Regions from separate parts of the Homo sapiens genome. Here regions 1 and 2 are each linked to region 3. The links are chromatin contacts, found by Hi-C or POLR2A ChIA-PET in ENCODE. All regions are on one chromosome and are shown on one strand. Each heading gives the region's core, a stretch centred on a gene start or an enhancer-like site at or near the end of the contact. The rest is flanking DNA. Distances are from core to core; before and after follow the strand shown. Region 1 holds the start of URM1 (ubiquitin related modifier 1). Region 2 holds the start of SLC27A4 (solute carrier family 27 member 4). Region 3 holds the start of SH3GLB2 (SH3 domain containing GRB2 like, endophilin B2).

Evidence for each region. A loop is a pair of places that touch in the nucleus more often than their neighbours do. ChIA-PET counts read pairs that join two places held with the same protein, here RNA polymerase II (POLR2A). Pooled maps may share reads with other maps.
Region 1: a map of naive thymus-derived CD4-positive, alpha-beta T cell shows a loop between it and region 3 (14-fold over the local background). The contact joins the promoter of URM1 here to the promoter of SH3GLB2 in region 3. A Hi-C loop is called at or near these places in 1 of 168 maps with a recorded cell type or tissue (naive thymus-derived CD4-positive, alpha-beta T cell), 3 of 37 single-sample maps with no recorded cell type and 10 of 50 pooled maps. POLR2A ChIA-PET finds 5 or more read pairs at or near these places in 3 of 52 experiments (GM12878, activated B cell and activated naive CD4-positive, alpha-beta T cell).
Region 2: a pooled map shows a loop between it and region 3 (11-fold over the local background). The contact joins the promoter of SLC27A4 here to the promoter of SH3GLB2 in region 3. A Hi-C loop is called at or near these places in 7 of 50 pooled maps. POLR2A ChIA-PET finds 5 or more read pairs at or near these places in 2 of 52 experiments (GM12878 and activated CD4-positive, alpha-beta T cell).

Annotation. Positions count from the first base shown.
Region 1 is chr9:128,369,148-128,372,879 of GRCh38, reverse strand. URM1 (ubiquitin related modifier 1) reads right to left here and starts at 1,506. Exons shown (of 5, transcript NM_030914.4): 1 at 1,465-1,506. The coding sequence starts at 1,499. RefSeq lists enhancers at 1,308-1,407, 1,471-2,334, 2,335-3,199.
Region 2 is chr9:128,338,625-128,342,677 of GRCh38, reverse strand. It overlaps SLC27A4 (solute carrier family 27 member 4), which reads right to left and starts at 2,151. Exons shown (of 13, transcript NM_005094.4): 1 at 1,840-2,151. It overlaps TRR-TCT3-1 (tRNA-Arg (anticodon TCT) 3-1), which reads left to right and starts at 2,512; the gene lies at 2,512-2,602. It also overlaps the pseudogene TMSB4XP4. RefSeq lists an enhancer at 809-988 and silencers at 1,625-2,024, 2,095-2,504, 2,133-2,774.
Region 3 is chr9:129,026,761-129,030,948 of GRCh38, reverse strand. It overlaps SH3GLB2 (SH3 domain containing GRB2 like, endophilin B2), which reads left to right and starts at 2,618. Exons shown (of 11, transcript NM_020145.4): 1 at 2,618-2,857. The coding sequence starts at 2,795. RefSeq lists enhancers at 902-1,641, 1,642-2,381, 3,066-3,629, 3,630-4,188 and silencers at 2,256-2,685, 2,726-3,235, 4,118-4,188.

The DNA.
Region 1 (3,732 bases), core at 257-2,756, 660 kb after region 3:
CTGGTCTCGAATTCTTGGGCTCAAGCAGTCCTCCTGCCCAAGCCTCCCAAAGTACTAGGATTACAGGCATGAGCCTCCATGCCTGGCCCAGATAAATCTTAACACAGCAGTCTGTGGCTTCTCTCTTTCCAGCTCTGCTGAGGCCTGTCAAGGAAGCAGGGATCCTCCTAGAATCCCAGGCTTTGGGGAGTGTAGCTGGGCCAAGGGTCAGTGAGGCAAAACAGTGAGGAGTCCAGACCAATACAGTTCTAATTGGATCCAAGCAGCCAGACAATATCAATTAAAATGCACTTAGTCATGAGACTTACCCCCCTTCTAAGGGGCAGAAATGCTGAACGCTGTAGGGCACGGACAGACTTCTATTTATCTTTGTATCCTCAGTGTCTGGCTTGCTGCCCGGCACATGGTAGGCACTCAATAAATGGCTGGTGAATGAACTACCCAATTAAGGGAAAACATGAAAGAAATGGGAGGCATCCAATGAGAAGAAAGGCACTGGGCAGAGGTTTTAGATTCCCATCCCAGACTTTTCCTGTCACATAGACCTTGGCTTATCTACACACACACAGGCACACACACACACCTACCTATTCCACACACACACACACACATCCCTACCTATTTCCTCTTTTCCACGTGATACTGTAAAGTACACCACCCATCTTTCAAGGCCTGTTTCTTTGCCTTCTCTCTAAGCTCTGCAGTTTCCCTCAGCTTTGAAACCATATGACAAACCTGTTTGTAGGAAGCACAAATAGTGCCTTGGGTAGACTTCCTCCCTGCTCTGTGTTTCTTCAGTAACTGGTGTGTGTCCCAATCTCTGCATTTTTCATCTTGTGTATACTATACTGTCCCTGTTAGTTCCCTTCAGTGTGATTTCTTATTTGTCCCCGTGTCTCCACCTGACTCCAGTTCTGCAGAAGGCAATCAGCAAGTTTACTGACTGTCCTGAAGGAGGCTCAGGTCTGTTTACCATCCCCAAGTCTTAGGAAAGAAAAAGAAAAAAGTCCCGCCCTGGCCACTACATCCCACGAGAAACAAGACCTTAATAACAGTGTAAAAAGAAACTGCTGCCCAAAGAATGAAATCAGCGGGTGGAGGGTGGTCCTTCTAGGTTCTAGGAGCTCAGATGCCAAACAGATGGGATTGGTCCGAGATAGGAATGGAAAAGAAGAGAGAGAGGCTGCCTGCTAACAGTCACGACCTCCGACTCCGGCGGAGCACAGGGCACCGAGTGGTACACAGAGAGCATTTCCCTCCCAATGTGCGCCTCTATTTCCGGACAGACGGCCTCACTGCCAAGAGAGACTGGCCTCTCAGACTCTCCTAGGCGGGTAGCGTAGCTCACAGCGGGCACTGGGACACCCAGTGATTCGGCCGTGTCAGGCCCCACGGCAGAAGGAAAGGAATTCTGGGCCCGACGACTTCAATCCATCCCCACGGCGCCCCAGCTCTGTGACTCACCCGAACTCCACCTCCACTGACAAGGGCGCAGCCATGTTGAGGAAGCCGAGCTCGCAGGAAACTCCCCTCAACTTCCGGCGCGCCCGCAAATTTCCGGGCGTCTCCGGGTGCCGCGGACGGAAGAGGCGGTGCCCAGGGATCCAGCTTCGTCAGCTGTTGGAGGAAGTCATCGAGGGGAGGGGAGGGGAGGGGAGGGCAGCGGAGGGAAAGGGGTGGCAGAGGGACTATCACCGGCGCTGTTGGGGCTGTGAATCGGTCTCCTTCCGTCTTTCACCGACTGGGCTCAGAGACCCAGGGTGGGAAGCGCCTTGTACGGGACCACAAGCAGGCGGAGGAGAGCCCCCAGGTTTTTTGCGACGTGACCGTGAGCCACGTAGCTGCTTATCTTGCATGAGTTAGAATCTCTTCAGTCTACACACCGCTTGGGCCAGCCCATCTACTCGTCTGGTTGGAATTATAAATGACTCCCAGATCTTTATTTCCGACCCAGAATCTCTCCTGAGCGGGCGACTCGCTATCCAGCCGCCCCCTTTGCTGTCGATTTGGAAGTCACTCGTTCAACAGCTGTTCATTGCGCCTCCCTGTGCCAGGCATTTTGATCGGTGCTAGTGGTAAAGGGGATGGGCAAGGTTCCTGCCTTTAGGGCACTCACAGTCTAGCGGGGAGACTAACTGTAATCAAATAAGCATACTAAGACATGTACAACCTCAAACTTAAATAAAGGAACTGAAGTTATAGGAACTTCAAAAAGAAAACTGAGTAGACTGGACTTGCTGGGCTCTAAAACCTGAGTAAACTAGGTGGCTGTGAGGGGAGAGAAACCTCTAGGAGCATTCCAGTGAGGAGGACAAAAGGCCCAGAGGCTCTGGGTGAGAACATGCTGGAACATGGAGAGGAAGGTGGAAGTTAGGGAGCCTGACTTTCATCCATCTAGAGAGGGAGCTGCAAAGGTGCTCAGGGGCCAACCCCTGCCTTGTAAGCAGGTAAACATTTCAGTCTCTAGGAGCAGTGGGAGACTACTGAAGGGTTTTGGGAGACAGTGACATTTTAGAATTGTGTTTTAAAATATAATTTCTGGCTGCAATATGGAGAATGATTTGAGGGGAATAAGGAAAGAGACACGGAGACCACTGGAGCCTGTTGCAAAAGCTCAGGGCAGGCCGGGCGCGGCGGCTCAGGGCAGGCCGGGCGCGGCGGCTCACGCCTGTCATCCCAGCAATTTGGGAGGCCGAGGCAGGCGGATCACGAGGTCAAGAGATCAAGACCATCCTGGCCAACATGGCAAAACCCTGTCTTTACTAAAAAAATACAAAAATTAGCTGGATGTGGTGGCGTGCGCCTGTAGTCCCAGCTACTCGGGAGGCTGAGGCAGAAGAATCGCTGGAACCCGGGAGGTGGAGGTTGCAGTGAGCTGACATCGAGCCACTGCACTCCAGCCTGGTGACAGAGCAAGACTCTGTCTCAAAAAAAAAAAAAAGCCCAGGGCAGAAATGGAATGAAGTTGGCCAGGCACAGTGGCTTATGCCTGTAATCCTAGCACTTCGAGAGGCCACGATGGGCGGATCACGAGGTCAGGAGTTCAAGACCAGTCTAGCCAACATGGTGAAACCCTGTCTCTACTAAAAATACAAAAATTAGCCAGGCATGGTGGCAGTCTCCTGTAATCCCAACTACTCTGGAGGCAGAGGCAGGAGAATCCCTTGAACCCAGGAAGCAGCAGAGGTTGCAGTGAGCCGAGATCGTGCCACTGGACTCCAGCCTGGGCGACAGAGTGAGACGCTAAAAAAAAGAAATGGAATGAAGTAGACGGCCTATGGGTATCTAAACACCAACACTTCCAAAACTGAACTCAGCATTGGTAGAGGATGATGGTGTAGCCTAGTGGTTAAGGGCAGAATGATGTAATAGTTAAGATCTAGGAGTTCAGGTGGAATGGGTGTGGCGACTCACACCTGTAATCCCAATGCTTTGGGAGGCCAAGGCAAGAGGACTGCTTCTGGCTGGGAGTTTGAGACCAGCCTGGGCAACACAGCAAGTCCCTATGTCTGTAAATGTTTCTTCAAAAATCAGCCAGGCATGGTGGAGTGTGCCTGTCCCAGCTACTCAGGAGGCTGTGAGGGGAGGATCACCTGAGCCTGGAGGTCAAGGCTGCAGTGAGCCGTGATCATGCTATTGCATTCAGCCTGCATGACAGAGTGAGACTCCGGAGTGCAATGGCATGATCACAGCTCACTGTAATCTTGAGCTGCTGGACTCAAGGGAACCTCC
Region 2 (4,053 bases), core at 902-3,401, 690 kb after region 3:
TGATTAAACTGCATTACAGCCTGCAGGACACCTTGGGCCAGCCTGGTTTTACTCTAGATTTCACTGTCGTCCCACCCCACTTCTTCCTTCACCAACAAGCAAGTTCTTTCCTTCCCTGCCAGCCAGATAGACAGATGGGAGAGGCAGGCGCAGCCTTCGTTGTCAGTAGTTCTTTGATGTGAAAGGGGCAGCATAGTCATTTAAACTTGATCCAACCTCTTTGCATCTTACAAAGTTAAACAGCTAAAAGAAGTAAAATAAGAAGGCAATACTTGTGGAATGTACAATGCATATTGGCGGTGCACGCCTCATTACGATTCGCTTGCTTGCTTCTCCTGTTCAATCGTTTCTTTGGAAGGCAGTGGATTTTTCTCTTGCATCTCTGTCTTCTTCAGTTTCGACTTATCGAATTTCTCAATCTCAGCCATATCGGGTTTGTCAGACATGGTTGCGGAGGAAAAGCGGAGCGAGGCATGCGAGAACGAGCGAAGTCTGGTCTGCGCAGTGGCCACCACCGAGTTGTCCTGAGACGTGTTCTAAGAGGCTTTTCTAGCCAAAACATGACAGTTCACTCTTCTGACATCCAGGGTCCCTAAAACCGGATGGCCTGGGGGTGGGTACTGACTTAAGAGCCTCTGGCTCGCTGGCAGTGGTGGCTCACACCTGTAATCCCAGCACTTTGGGAGGCCGAGGCAGGCGGATCATGACGTCAGGAGTTCGAGACCACCCTGACCAAGATGGTGAAACCCTGTCTCTACTAAAAATACAAAAATTAGCCAGGCATGGTGGCACACACCTGTAACCCCAGCTACTCAGGAGGCTGAGGCAGAAGAATTGCTTGAACCCGGGAGGCGGAGGTTCCATTGAGCCGAGATTGTGCCACTGCACTCCAGCCTGGGAGACAGAGCGAGACTCCGTCTCAAAAAAAGAAAAAAAAAGTCTCTGGCTCGACTCCCCACCCAGAACCCAGGGAGGTTCTGTGGATGACCAGGCCAAGTCAAAGGGGCAGCTCCCTGGAAAAGGAGCCCTGCTTGGTCCCTGCCCATAGACTCAGGTATCGCAGTGCGTCTGTTGGTCTATAGAGGGCGACCCAGAAAACGAGTTAGAGCCTGGAAGTGCTTGAAAGGTGACCGCCCAGGGGGCAAAGCTGATTGAGGGAGGCGAGGAGGACCTTGAAGACACCACCACCCATCACACAGACACACACAGCCACTCGGATGAATCTTTGGGGTCTAGGGCTTAGGGGAAGGCGAATGACTTGACTGTGCTTCAGGGGCTGGGTTGAGCTAGGACTCTTGGGTTCTATTCCTGGAGCTTTGAGGACTCGATCAAGGGGACATCTGATGGGACTGTTTTTCTCCGAGTTTTCCTGTTCTTGGGAGTAGATGAAGGTCACAAATGTGAAATGGCCTGAGAGCCTCCAAGCCAGGAAAAGGGAATGGTCTGGACCACAAGAAGCCCTGGGAGACCATCTCCCCCTCCCCCTCGCGAAAAGCAAAAGCCGGGGGCGGGGGAACTGAACCAGAGTCCTCAACCCCAACGCCAGGGTCCAGGGTCCTCAGATCTCTGGCCTCCCATAGCCCGCCATAGCAGAGGGGCAGGAACCTGTCCTGGAAGGCTGGGGCAAGAAGAGGCCAGAAGAGGGTGACTAGTTCCCTCGGGCCCCTGTCCCGGGTCACGCGTGCCGCCCTCGCCCCTAGACAGCAAGGTAACAGTGCGTCTGTCGGGGAAATAGCGCCGCAGGGCGCGCCCCCCACCTGGGGTCCGCACCGCCACCTCGCCCGACTCGGCCTGGCACATGTCCCCACCCGGGAACCCACCAGCCCGGTCTATGCTCACCCGGCGTCGGCTCCGCCGCGCGGCGCCCCGTCCAGATGCGGCCCGGTTGCAGCAGCGTAGACAGCGTGAGGGGCATTAGCCGCCCCTGGACGCACGGAGCCGGGTCTCAGCAGGGTTTAGCCGGCTCTGCGCCCTGCATGGCCCGGCCGCCCCGCCAGCCCCGCCCGCCGCCCGGCCCCGCCCGCCGCGCTCCTACCCCGCCCGCCTCCCGCACCCCAAACCTGCTGTGCCAGGCCGCAGCACCGCCTGCCGCACCTTCCCCGAAGCCGGCAAGCCACAGAGCCGGCGGCGCAGCGCAGCCCCAGCGCGCCTGACGCCGCTCGGCCCCAGCCCGCCCTGCTCGCGCAACGGCTTCGGGCGGCGCCGCCGCGCGGCACGCTGGGAGTTGTAGTCCACGCCGCGCGGCCCCACCCAGCCGAGGAGACCCCCGAGTCCGCGAGGAGACAGGCGGGCTTCACCCCGGCCCTTCCTCCCTGCCGACCCCGGCCCTTGCCCCCTGCTGTCCCCAGCGCCCGGATGTAGGAAGAGCACCCCAGTCCACACCACAGCCGAAAACCCGGAGCACGCTCTCGGGCCCCGGCCGAGTTCAGCAAACACCCAGCACCACACCTAGAAGCTCGCTAAGAGGGCGGTTTCAGGCAGAGGTGAGCGGGGCGGCCGGGTTCCGCAGCCGGCTCTGTGGCGCAATGGATAGCGCATTGGACTTCTAGCTGAGCCTAGTGTGGTCATTCAAAGGTTGTGGGTTCGAGTCCCACCAGAGTCGAATTTTGATGGCTCCTACTCCCTGACTTTCACCTGCGTGTTTTAAGGACTCCAGGACCTATCTAACAAATAAGGTTCAGAACGAAAATCATAAGTCACACCCAACTTTGCTGCGACACAGCCATAAACCTGGTGTCTAGGTGACTACGAGAAATCCTTTCTCGTACCATGGTGTCTTGTGAGCAGCCTGGCACACCTGTTGGCACAAAGGACACGGATTTGGAGGCCCTTAGTTAACTTCACCATCTATGATCTCTGGTCCCTGCAACAAATCAGTTAACCTATATTTGTCATGCCACCCTTATTTGTCATGCCACCTCCAGAGCCATAGGCGAGTGGCCAGATTCTCGGCCCTGTTGGGACTCTTGGCCTCTGAAAAATTGGTTTCTTGTTAAGTAACCATGTTGGGCATCCACAGTTGCCACTTGTCCTTAAACATTAATAGATCCCTGGGAGGCTGAGGCAGGAGAATTGCTTGAACCTGGGAGGCGGAAGTCGCAGTAAGCCGAGGTTGCGCCACTGCACTCCAGCCTGGGCGACAGAGCAAGTCTCCATCTCAAAAAAAAAAAAAAAAAAAAAAAAAAAAAAGATTCTGGGACTGGCGTGGTGGCTCAAGCTTGTAATCCCAGCACTTTTGGAGGCTGAGGCAGGAGGATCACTTCAGCCAGGAGTTCAAGACCAGCCTGGGCAACATAGTGAGACTCTGCCTCTACAGGAAAAAAAAAAAAATTAGCCAGGTAGCTCTTGCTTGTACTCCCAGCTACTCAGGAAGATGAGGTGGGAGGATTGCTTGAGCTCTGGAACTTGGGGCTGCAGTGAGCTGTGATTGCACCACTAAACTCCACCCTGGGCAACAAAGTAAGACCGTGTCTCAAAAAATAAAAATAAGCTGGGCACAGTGGCTCATGCCTGTAATCCCAGCACTTTGGGAGGTTGAGGTGGGCAGATCACATGACGTCAGGAGTTCGAGACCAGTCTGGCCAACAGGGCGAAACCCTGTCTCTATTAAAAATACAAAACTTAGCCGAGCGTGGTGGTGCACGTCTGTAATCCTAGCTACTCAGGAGCTGAGGCAAGAGAATCACTGAACCCGGGAGGCAAAGGTTGCAGTGAGCCGAGATTGGGCCACTGCACTCCAGCCTGAGCAACAGAGCAGTGAGAGCCTGTCTCAGAAAACTAATAATAATAAAAATAAAGATGAAATTTTGGTCTGATAAGGATTTGGACCTATTTCTTCTGGAATATAGGGTGCCTCCTTTTGGGGACTTGAGTAAATTCCAGCACCACATCCTTCATGGGTATCACCATCAGGAGGCAGAATGTGCAGTGGTATGGGCATGAGCATTGAGTTCGCCTTCTCAGCTGAAAGGTCAAGATTCATTTTGTTCTTACATATAAAAAATGGGACATACTAATTAATAATACCTCACAGGGTCAGCGTGGAGATTTGTG
Region 3 (4,188 bases), core at 1,369-3,868:
CTCCCAGAGTGCTGGGATTACAGGCGTTTGCCACCGCACCTGGCCTACATCTTGATTTCTTTTTTTTTTTTTTTTTTTTTTTTTTGAGATGGAGTTTCTCTCTTGTTGCCCAGGCTGGAGTGCAATGGCGCTATCTCAGCTGACCGCAACCTCTGCCTCCCGGGTTCAAGCGATTCTCCTGCCTCAGCCTCCCAAGTAGCTGGGATTATAGGCATGCGCCAGCACGCCTGGCTAATTTTGTATTTTTAGTAGAGACAGAGTTTCTCTATCTTGGTCAGCTGGTCTTGAACTCCTGATCTCAGGTGATTCGCCCGCCTTGGCCTCCTGGGATTACATGTATGAGCCACCATGCCTGACTAGATTTTTTTAAAGTTAACACTGGCTAAATGAATGATATAGTCAGCTATAAACAGATGATAGTAAATAAGTCCATGATCAATACAGACAAATAGAAACAAACACATAGTGAACACAAAAACAGAAACACAGAGAATCAGAGTTGAGGGATTGCAGATGTGTGAATGACATGAAAGTTGATGAAGGCAACATGTACATACTGGCCCAAGTACATGACAGGATGGCCCAGGTAGGTGGAGTTTTGAAAGCTCCCAGGTGATTTAATGTTAGAGCCATTGACTTGTTGACCCAGAACCAGGGCTGGGAGAGGGAACAGGGTCTGGATTTTGAACAAGCCCCCAGGTGACTTGAGGCTCACCCTGCAGAGCCATGCTGGGATAGGTGACAGAAACTGGGGTAAGTATAGAAAGATGAACAAAGCCAGATAGAAGAGGGTACAGCTTGGGAACAGAGCTCTCCACTGGGTTCAAAGGTGAAACCTAGGCCGGGCGTGGTGGCTCACACCTGTAATCCCAGCACTTTGGGAGGCGGAGGCAGGTGGATCACGAGGTCAGGAGTTCAAGACCAGCCTGACCAACATGGTGAAACCCCGTCTCTACTAAAAATACAAAAATCAGCCGGGCGTGGTGGCACATGCCTGTAATCCCAGCTACTGTGGAGGGTGAGGCAGGAGAATCGCTTAGACCCCGGGAGGCGGTGGCTGCAGTGAGCTGAGATGGTGCCACTGCATTCCAGCCTGGGTGAAAGAGCGAGACTCCATCTCAAAAAGAAAAAAAAAAAAAAAGAGGAAACCTAGAGGTAGACAGCAAGGAGAGGTGAAGACCAGTACAAAGCCTCTATCTGAGCCCCAAGGGAAGGCATTTGGGGTCAGGAGCACCTGTAGGTCATCTCCTTGCCTGGGGCTGTGAGGAGCTGGTTTCAAGGTTATCACACATCTGTGCTCCCAGGGCAGCTCATTCTCTCCACCCTGACAGTCACCCAACCTTTGATCTCCTCCTCTCACCACACAGGGGGCTCCAGGCCCCAGCTCCAGAACCCCCTCCCTTCCCGTGACCGCCACCCCAACCCTCCTCCAATTTGGGGAAGCCACAGGGCCTCCCAGGCTGACAAACAGCTGTTCCAGCGGTGGAGGGCAAGTCCCAAGCCTGACTCCGGCTCAGTCACCAAGGTCAGGGCAGAAGAGAGGAGGAGAGGTCAGAGAGGAGGAGTAACGGGAGGAAACCCAAGGGAAACAGAGTGGAAGAAATGGGAATGGGAGGGAGGGGGTGTGAATAAAGAGCGGAGATGAAGAGGCACAAACAGGGGAGAGGCAGCAGGCCTGGGTGGTGGGAGGAGAAAGCAAGAGAGGCCCATTTTAGAGATCTGTTGCACATATTGGTGACTACTCAGTCACTTAGTGACTTTGGGAGACTGAGGCAGGCAGATTGCCTGAGATCAGGAGTTCAAGACCACCCTGGGCAACATGGCAAAACCTTGTCTCTCCTAAAGTACAAAAAATTAGCGGGGCATGTTGGTGGGCGCCTGTAGTCCCAGCTACTCGGGAGGCTGAATGAAGCAGGAGAATCGCTTGAGCCCGGCAGGTGGAGGCTGCAGTGAGCCGAGATCGCGCCACTGCACTCCAGCCTGGGCGACAGAGCAAGACTCTGTCTACAAAAAAAAAAAAAAAGTATTGCATATTTCAAAATTGCTAAAAGAGTACATTTGAAATGTTCTAACCACAAAAAAAGTAGGTGAGGTGATGGATATGTCAATTAACTTGATTTCATCATTCCACAATTTCATCACCTTGTAGGCCGTAAATATATATTTATCAATTAAAACTTTTGAAAAGCATTGGTAAGATGGCAAATAATATGTAATTATGGCGTGTACCTGCAATCATCTAAGAGCACATGTGTTCCAGTTTTAATAATTTTAGTAAAAGGAAAAAAAGAGGCCGGCCCAATCCGCGGCGGCAGGCGCATGGGGGCAGCAGCGAGCACTGCCCAGCAGCGAGCCCTGCCCAGCACAACCTGCTCCCCAGACCAACCCCCGCTCTGGCCGCGCCAAGGCCTCGCCCCCACCCATGTAGCTCCGCCCCACTGCCCTCTCGCTCCGCCCCTGTCCCGCCAGTCCCGCCCCCTCCGACTCCGCCCGGCTTCCGCCAACCAGCCCGGCCCCCGCCCCTCTAGCTCCGCCCCACTGCCGTCCCGTCCCGCCCCGGCACCGCCAGCTCCGCCCCCGCCCCTCTGGCTCCGACCCGCGGCCTCCGCGCCCCGCCCTGCGCGCTCGGGCTGGCTCGGCGGCTGCGGCGGGCGGGCAGGCGGGCAGGCCGGCAGGCGGGTGCGCGGAGGGCTGGTGCCCCGCAGCAGGTGGGCGGGGTGCGGTTGGCGGCGGCGGCTGGGCCGGGGGCTGCCGGCTGCGCTCGGGCCGTGCGCGGCGGCCGTGCGGGCACGCCATGGACTTCAACATGAAGAAGCTGGCGTCGGACGCGGGCATCTTCTTCACCCGGGCGGTGCAGGTGAGGCCTGGCGTCGCGCCGTGCGCCGGGGGCCCGGATGTGCGGCGGGCGGGGAGCACCCTGCGGCAGACGCCTGGGGACGCGGGAAAGCCCTCCCGGGCTGCTGCCCTCGTCCCCGCCGCGGCACACCTCTGCCCCCCTGAGCCCTTGCTGACCGGAAGAGGGAAAGAGCCCGTGCGGCCCGAGCCGGGCCTTGGCCCTGCTGCCTGGGGCGAGGCACCGGTGCCCACCCTTTGGGCTGGTTGGGTTACCCTGCTCCCCTGGCGCCTGCCTGGCTGAGGAGGGGAGGAGGCACCGGCTGGGTGCTACCTCCCTGCCCTTGTCCAGCAGTGACTGGCGCCTGGCGGGGCATTTAGCGACCTGGGTCCCAGGCCCAGGGACTCATGCGTCCACCACAACCCCTTCTCCGAGCCTCAGTCTCCGCACCTGTGCAATGGGCGGCTGGTGCCATGAGTCCCTCATGGCCATTTCACACGTTTGGATAGTCAGGCCGGAAGCCAGGAGTTGTTTCTTTTCTGCTCCACGGGAGGTCTGTTTCCTTGGTCCCTGGGCCTGGGGGATGGAGAGAGGGCTGGGGTCTGGCTGGGAAGCTGTCCAGGCCCACGATGCTGAGATTGGAAGAAGTCCTATCCGTTTAGGGGCAGAGAGTAACAGGCAACTCAACATCATGGGAAGACCTAGGGTCAGGTGTGGGTGGGAATGTGCCCTCCTGTGACCTTGGGGGAGGGGCCTTCATCTCACTGGGCCTCAGTTTCTCAGTCTGAAAAATGGGATCAGTATTCCTGCCTCCCAGGACAGATGCGAGGATTCTGTGGGACTCTGCATATGTGTGCTCACCAAAGGCAAGCTCATTATTGGTGTCAAAGTGGTTAATATTGCACCTGTGCAGCATGTGACCTTGGACAAGTCACTTCTCTCAGAGCCCCGCCCTCCCCTTCTGTAAATCTGGTGTAACACCGTGGTTATGGGATTCAGTGGGATTCCGCAGGCCCGGGGCTGGCCCATCCCAGGGTTCTGGGAGCAGGTCCTGTAGTCTTGTCTTTGTCGTTGTCGTTGTCATCGTTGTTGTTTCTGTTGAGTACAGTTCTCTCCCCACCCCCAACCCGGGCACTCCCCTCCCCAGGAGCCCACACCCAGCCAGCAACCCATGTAGTCATGTTTACTAGAAGGTGCTGTGTCCCGCTGAGGATTAGCATCCCAGCGAGAATTCACTGCTTAATGTGTTCCAAGTCTGGTGGGCAGCCCCAGCCCTAGTGGAGATGCCAGGATCCCAGAGCCCCTCGGATTGGACGGCCCCAGTCCATCTGGGAGGGGGGAACCCACTCTGCTGT